2 separate regions of the Homo sapiens genome follow, and region 1 is linked to region 2. Evidence: chromatin loops called from intact Hi-C (ENCODE). Cell type or tissue: PC-9. All regions are shown on one strand.

Region 1 (4,000 bases), 390 kb before region 2:
CTTTGAGGCAGGGTCTGACTCTGTTGTCCAGGTGGTGTGCAGTGGCTCGATTACTGCTCCCTGTAGCATCAACCTTCCAGGCTCAAGCCATCCTCCCCCGTCAGTCTCCTGAGTATCTGGGACTACAGGTGTGTGCCACCATGCCCCACTAATTTTTGTAATTTTTTTTTTTTTTTTTTTTTTTGAGACAGAGTCTCGCTCTGTAGCCCAGGCTGGAGTGCAATGGTGTGATCTCAGCTCACTGCAAGCTCTGCCTCCAGGGTTCACGCCATTCTCCTGCCTCAGCCTCCCGAGTAGCTGGGACTACAGGTGCCCGCCACCACGCCCGGCTAATTTTTTGTATGTTTAGTAGAGATGGGGTTTCACCATGTTAGCCAAAATGGTCTCCATCTCCTGACCTCGTGATCCACCCACCTCGGCCTCCCAAAGCACTGGGATTACAGGCGTGAACCACTGCACCCGGCCATAACTTTTTTTTTTTTTTTTAAATAGAGACAGGATTTCGTTTGGCCAGATTGCTTTCAAATTCCTGGGCTCAAGCAATTCACACACCTCAGGCTCCCAAATTGCTGGAATTACAGGCATCAACCACCATGCTGGCCATTTGCTACAATCATTTGCACTTGAGTATTGCTCCTGGGCAGCCCTTGAGGAAGGTCTCTACACTTAGAACCAGACACATCTATGTTTGTGTTCCCATTCTGTAACTGAGAACCCCAGTATCTGCATCTATTGAATGGGGTTAATGCTACAGCTTTAAGAATTGCTATATAGCAACTCAAAGCTGTAGTATTAACCCCATTCTATATATATATATTCTTTGTAAGTGCTGGAGGGCTACTCAAGTTTGCTATTTTTATGATTATGAAGAATGTGATCTATTCCTGACATGAGTTATTTATTTAAGTAAACAAGCATTAACTAAGCATTTCCTCTATGCCAGGGAGATAAAGAGATAATGATAAACTGATATGGTAAGTGGTGACTGTCATGACTGGGATAGGTAGAGGATGCTTTTGGATTACAGAGGAGAAATGATTCCCAGTGGCATTGGTGCCTCAGGTGAAAGAATTGAAGGTCTGTGTTTGGATGAAGGACCTTCCAGGCAGAGGTAATAGTTAAAGCAAGACATAGAGATGAGTAATAAATACATGTGGAGGAAAGTACCCAGTCCCAGTGGGAATGTCAGACACGCAGCCCTGTGATCAACTAACCACTGCCTACATTATGTGATATTGTATACAGCCTTGGAAAAGAAGAAGCCAAGGATACTTTATCATGTATGTTGCCTCCTGTTCATTATGTGATAGAGCATGGCCCCCTCCTGCTAACCCCATGAGGATTACAAGAGCTTAGAGAAGTCAGCTGACCAGCATTACATAGATAGTAGAGGTCAAGGCTAGGATTGCAACTACGACCTAGACCAGATGGTCCTGTCCATCACGTTTTCTGCCTTAACACATGTCTCCTCATCTACCCTGAATTGAAGAGAGAAAGGGATGAGAATGCTTTTTCCTGCCATAAGTCTTCCTTTTGTAGTAGACTAGTGAAGGACACTCAGTCTGAGCTGGGTTTTTGCTCCAAATGTCTAAGTTAAGTTGACTGTGGCTGCTGTAGAAGTGGGGTCCCATGAAACCTGGCTTGCTGATTGTAATTAATCACAAGGCAGAAAAGGAGCCCAAGCTGTTAGAACACCCAAGAGGCTGTGGATTAGGAGTTCCAACAATTCACATTTGCAACTCAGTGTCTCCGAAAGAGACTGGAGCTTTGGAAACTCCAGAGCTCAGCAAAGATTCTGAGGCTTGGGAGCCTTGTCCTTTTGGATACCTTACCCCAAAGAGCTCTCCAAGCCCCTGACATTTGGGGGATTGTCAGAGCTCTGGGCCGCCAGAGAAAGGCCCTGTCTCAGAAGCCAAAGTCATCAACAGAAAAGGAATTGAATGAGCAGGTTTTGCAGAGGCTGGAAGAGAAACTGTTTCAAAAATCTGTTGTGACTTTTGCAGACACTGCCTTTCCCTCTGGCCCCATAATTGAATGAGGCTGGTGATGCTTATTCACCTCTTAGTCTATGGCTGAGTCACCTCCTTCTCATCAGAATGTTATGAGTATGCAGAAGAAAGTAAGCAACCTCACAAAATGTTAGAGTGATAGTGGTGTTGGGGGTTATGGTTATTACCCCCAGGCAAATTCCAGAAGAGTCTCGCACCTAGCTACTGAGACAAAAAACAATAGTACATATGAATCTGACCTAGATGACTTAGGCTTTCTTTTGGTGGGAGAGTGAGGGGAATCTATCTGTACAGAAAATAAGACAGCAATGTCTCAGTCATTAGGCTCCCTTTTTTAAGCAAATAAAATATCTATGAAAGTACCTAGCAAATTCTTGGCAAGTACCAGTTGCTCCATATCTTCATATTTGTTTTTGTTTTCATTTTTGTAATCTCTTCTACTCTCTATCCAGTTTCTTTCCTCTGATTATATTTGCAAACCCTAAGTTCTAAAGAGCTACTCTGAGCCAAGGGTCATGTACAAGAATAGTGCTATTGGTACAGATGCAATGAATCTAATCAAATTATTGTTGTAAAGACGTTTCCCATTTCCTTAAGAATAAAACTGAGGCTGAAGGGTGAAATAATATTGCCTAAAGCTACTCGGTAAGAAAGCTGTAGAACTGGAATCCAGATCTGTGAATTTGGCCGTTTGTTGCTCTGTCAGCTGTTCTAACAACTCTGCAGATACCCAAGGTTACAAAGCCAGTAAAATGAATTGCATTTACTCTGGATTCAGAAGTAGTTAGTATCTCAATAAGCTTTTGAGGAGCCTGGAAATTTGACTGCATTTTCAAGGAAACCAATAATATGTTTTCATTTCACCAATTTCTGCAGCACCAATGCTGAATGGCCATTCATTTCCATTACATTCATATTCTCCTCCTTCAAGGAAGGAAGGAAGGAAGGGAGGAAGGAAGGAAGGGAGGGAGGAAGGAAGGAAGGAAGGAAGGAAGGAAGGAAGGAAGGAAGGAAGGAAGGAAGGAAAGAAGAAAGGGAGAGAGGGGGCAGCAGGATGACTCCATGCATGTGTTCAGGCCATGGTGGGGTAGAAGGACTGGCTTAAATTTATCGGTTGCTGGCTCAAGCTCCTAGTACCTGCCTATGAAGCGTGTTGCTGTAAAATTGTAAACAGGAGTAAAATTAGATCTCTACATAAGACCTCTCATCAAGGATGGATAGCAGTGCTGTGCATTTGATCCTACTGAGAGGCCCATTAGGCTCTGAAGAAGAAATTACTCCCTGTCTTAGTGTTAGTTGAAATACATCTAAAGATTAGTTGAAATACATCTAAAGATTGGTTGTGCAGATCCTGCAGAAGTAAATACTGGGCATTTGGAGGCTATAACACATATCAAGAAAGAACATTGAGGTTATAAGGAAAATCTTACTACTAATTTAGCCCAATCTCTTCCTTTTACAAAGGAGAAAATAAAAGGACAGAGCAGGAAAGTGACATGCTCCAAGGTTATACAGTGAGTTATCAACAAAACAAGGGTGGATATCCCAGTTTCTATAGTTAAATTTTATGGGCTATGTGAGCCTTTAGGGGCACCAAGTATCAGTGTGGTTCATTATAGAAGCTCTGTGGACTGGACAGGAGCTGGCCCTTTCTTTTCCATTTATTTTCCATGTTGACATATAATCTAGAAGGACTTTTGTGGTCAACGCTCATTTCTGTGGATAATATTCATTTTCAGTGCCCTCTCTGCCTCTCTTACAGGGTCTGTCCCTTCACCCTGTCCTTCCATAACAATGATTGTAGCTTCCTCTTTTATTTCGTTGGATTTTTTTTTTTTCCACAGAGCTGCACTGGTTGGGTCACTGAAAAGTCTCATTCATTCAAAACCGGAAGCCTAGCCAGGCACAGTGGCTCACACCCATAATCCCAGCACTTTGGGAGGCCAAGGCAAGAGGATCGGTTGAGCTCAGGAGTTCAAGACCAGCCTGGG
Region 2 (4,000 bases):
GCTGTAACAGAGAAACCAGCCATGTGGACTGGGGTTCAGAGATTATGAGACAGAATCAATGACAGAGTCTGTGTGTAAGGGCCATCTAAGAGATAACACTGGGTGTAGGATTTGGAAAAAAAAGTGGAAATTAAGAATGTAGAATGAAGAGAGGGACATCCCAGGGAAAAAGAATAGTATATGCAAAAGCATAAAGGATAGAGAACATGTTCAATGAACAAGGGATGGGCAAGGTTTGCTGAAACAAAGAATAGGTAAAGGAGAAACATAGATGGGGCATCATATAGAGACTGTGGCTTAGAAATAGATCACAGAAACTTTGAGTGCCAAACTTAAATATCAGCAGGGAAAGAGGAATCATGGATGGTTCTGGAGCAAAGAAGTGGAAAAAACAAGGAATTAAGCCACCAGCTTTAGTTTAGTATGTGAGGGAGAAACCAATCATGGAGTTGCTGTAATGAGGGCTCATCTAGATTTTTGGTTGAAGCAGCGGGAAAGCCATGAGAAGGGTACACAGGAAATATGGAGGAAGGCAAACCCCCATGGCTTAGAAACACATTGTATGGGGCAAGGAATTCTATCAGTTCACATTCTCTGTAGGTTTTCCTTATAATTGTTTATGTTCAAATATTAATCAGCATGACTGCTCCATTTTCTCTGTCTTATTTCCTTAGGTAGGTAATTTAGAATATTTTGAAAACTCCCACATTTTTCAAAAATGCACATCAAATGCATGCTGCAGCTCAAGTAGGAGCTTCTTAAATGCAAACTTCCAGCTAGGATAATTCGAACGTGGTGGGGGTTTGAACACTTTGCAGAAAGGTCTGGAGTAGCACAAATGTCAAGGCAGCTAAAAAATGTTTTCTTGTGTTAAATTACCTTTGATTTGTGTTACACAGAAGAAAATGAATGAGGTGCTCTTGAGACGTTTTAATTCAAAAGCAGCAGTGTAGCACAATAGTCAGGAGCAAAGAATCTGACAAAACACAATCTGAGTTCAAATCCCAGCTCTTATATTTAGTGGCTGTGTGACTTTGGGCAAGTTTATTAACCTTTCTGTGCCTCAATTAGCTGAGGAGTAAGAATGACCTCTAAAGCCTTGTGCACACTCAGGTAGGTCCACATGAACATGACTAGCCGTAATTTGGGTAGTCTATATACCTAAACACACATAATTATTACTGACACCACGAAAGCAATATGGTGGGTAGGACACACTTACATTCATGGTGGTGTGAACAGCATTGGTGTAAGCACCTCACCTGCAGTGAACCAGGCCCCAGGCTTGGCCTACCTTGCTATGCAGGAGGACTAAGCAGGACACGCAGCTAGTAAGTGCACAGCTGAGAGTTGAAGCCCAATTAAGCTGTAGCCTCTACACTAAGATACACTTTGAAAGTCACCAGGTACAACTTCCTCATTTCACAGAGGCAAATGGAATTCAAGGATATTAAATGATTTGCTCATAACCCCAGATCTAATCAAGGCAGACCTAAAACTAGTACTAGGTGTGTCTGACTTATGAATAAGGACCTTTTTTATCTTCCTCCCCATATTCTCTCTAAAACAAACTCACACCTGAACCTCTTCTTCATAGTCCTTTTCCCATTCACTGAAAGCCATGGCATCATTAAAGAATCTACTTTGTTCTCTGCATACCTAGACGTTGTCCTCAACACGGTCTGCAGAGTCTCATCCTTGATTCAGTGTGAACTTTATGTCCCATCAGTGACAAAATCAAGACCAAGGAAGTGCCCTAGCTGCCCCTTAAGCTCTCACCGGATGTGATTCACCAACAATAACATACTTTCTCCCAGCCGAATGCCACCTCTCACTTTCCACCTGTGGCCTGATTTTCTTGGGTCGGGTTTCCTGGTTAGACAAACTTGTGGTATGCAATGTGTGGGATGAATGGAGAAGGGTTAAAATAGCCCAGCCACAAAAGGTTACTTCTAAGCTTAGTCTCCTGAAGTTCCAACCTCCCCATCATTTTTGCTTTTGTATTGAAAAACATGCTCTGTCCAGAAAAATCCCCAGAGAGTAGGTTGCCAGGTTGTGGGAGTAATTACCTTTCCAGAATTAACATGAAGCCAGAAAACACCTTGTTGGGGGCCTGGCATATGATATATTCATCTTAAATTAGAAGCACAGCATCCCAAACTTGGCAAGTGATAGCCATCTTCAACCTGCTCTGGCCAGCCCACACAGAAAGTTTTGTACTTCATTTCAGGCTTTGCATTTATTTGTCAAAATGAAAATATGTTTATTGATTGCTTCTTAACACAAGAAGCAATTTATACTTATTTTAAGGCATTTAAGTTGTAACAAAGTGTGTAAGGTATAAACTGAAAGTCTATCACCCATAATTTCAACCCAGAAATAACCACAATTAATGGATTGATCTTAGACTTTTTTTTCTGGGTGTATATTAGCATTTTTTTCTTCAGGAAAATAGGCTTATACTCATATATATATAATGTCTTTGTCCTATTTTTGGCTTTAAAGTAGTTTGTACATTTTTTTCTTCTATGTCAGAGTGGAGTTTTTAAGGTAGTAAAATATACGTAACATAAAATTTTTATTGTAACAATTTTTAAGTGTGCAATTTACAAACAGTAAGTACATTTGTACAACCACCACCACCATCCATCTTCAGAACTTGATTCATCTTCCCCAGTTGAAACTCTGTACCCATTAAGTATAACTCCCCATTCTCCCTACTCCCAGTCCCTAGCAAATAGCATTGTTCTTTCTGTCTCTATGAATTTCACTACTCCTAGGTACCTCATGTAAATGAAATACTGCAATATTTGTTCTTTCGAGTATGGCTTATTTCACTTAGCATAATGTCTTCAAGGTTCATCCATGTGGCAGTATGCGTCAAAAGTTCTTTCCTTTTTATGGATGAGTAATATTCCATTGCATTTACATACCACATTTTGCTTATTCATTGATCCACTGATGGACATTTGGTTTGCTTTCACATTCTGGCTCTTTTGAATAATGCTGCTGTGGACATGGGTGTACAGACATCTGCTTCAGTGTCTGCTTTAGCTATTTTGGATATATACCCAGGAGTAGAATTGATGGATCAAGAGGTGATTCTATTTTCAAATTTTTGAGAAACTGCCATATTGCTTTTCACAGCAGCTTTATTATTTCACATTCTCACCAACAATGTGTGAGAGTTCCAATATATCATCTTCCTCACCAACACTTGTTTTCTGCTTTTTTTAAAAAATAGTAACCTTCAGAATAGACATGAAGTGGTGTTTTATCGTGATTTTTTTTCTTGCATTTCCCTAGGAATTAGAGATGTTGAGGGCTTTTCCATGTGCTTATTGGCCATTTGTATACCTTCTTTGGAGAAATGTCTATTCAAGTGTTTTGCCCATTTTTTTGGAAAGTTTTTTTTAAATTATACTTTGTTTTACATTCTAGGACACATATGCAGGATGTGTAGGTTTCTTACATAGGTAAACGTGTGGCATGATGGTTTGCTGCACCTATCAACTCATCACTTAGGTATTAAGCCCCACATGCATTAGCTATTTATTCTGATGCTCTCCCTTCCCTCACCTCTCCACCCCAGCGACAGGCCCCAGTGTTGTTCCCCTCCTTGTGTCCATGTGTTCTCTTTGTTCAGTTCCCACTTTTGAGTGAGAACATGTGGTATTTAGTTTCCCATTCCTACATTAGTTTGCTGAGGATAATGGCTTCCAGCTCCATTCATGTCCCTGCAAAGTACATGATCTTGTTACTTTTTATGGCTGCATAGTGTTGCATGGTGTATATGTAACACACTTTTTTGTCCAGTCTATCATTGACGTTTTGCCCGTTTTTTTTAAACCAGCTTACCAGCTTCTTTTTTTGTTGTTGTTGAATTGTAGGGGTTCTTTATATATTCTAGACACTAATCCCTTATCAGGTGTGTGATTTGCAAATATTTTCTCTCTTTCTATGATTGCTTTTAACTGTTGATACTGTCTTTTGATGCATG

What was found. A loop is a pair of places that touch in the nucleus more often than their neighbours do. Peaks named below come from ENCODE experiments on the same cell type or tissue, not always from the same donor. Only the 100,000 strongest peaks of a DNase experiment are listed, where the experiment ranks them.
Region 1: a loop joins it to region 2, with 4 times the contacts of the local background. A loop is called at or near these places in 1 of 110 quality-filtered maps.

What each region holds. Positions count from the first base shown.
Region 1 is chr9:115,613,922-115,617,921 of GRCh38, forward strand. The region is part of intron 2 of LOC105376235 (a long non-coding RNA gene); the gene reads left to right. Among named protein-coding and RNA genes, the nearest start is that of LINC00474, 310 kb to the right of the region's middle. In PC-9, no CTCF peak of the experiment used is centred here; DNase peaks (open chromatin) are centred at 951, 2,150 and 2,660; H3K4me3 peaks cover 1,383 bases; H3K27ac peaks cover 3,729 bases.
Region 2 is chr9:116,006,677-116,010,676 of GRCh38, forward strand. All of the region lies in intron 2 of LOC105376236 (a long non-coding RNA gene), which reads left to right. Among named protein-coding and RNA genes, the nearest start is that of LINC00474, 83 kb to the left of the region's middle. In PC-9, no CTCF peak of the experiment used is centred here; DNase peaks (open chromatin) are centred at 1,445 and 1,805; H3K4me3 peaks cover 1,192 bases; H3K27ac peaks cover 2,710 bases.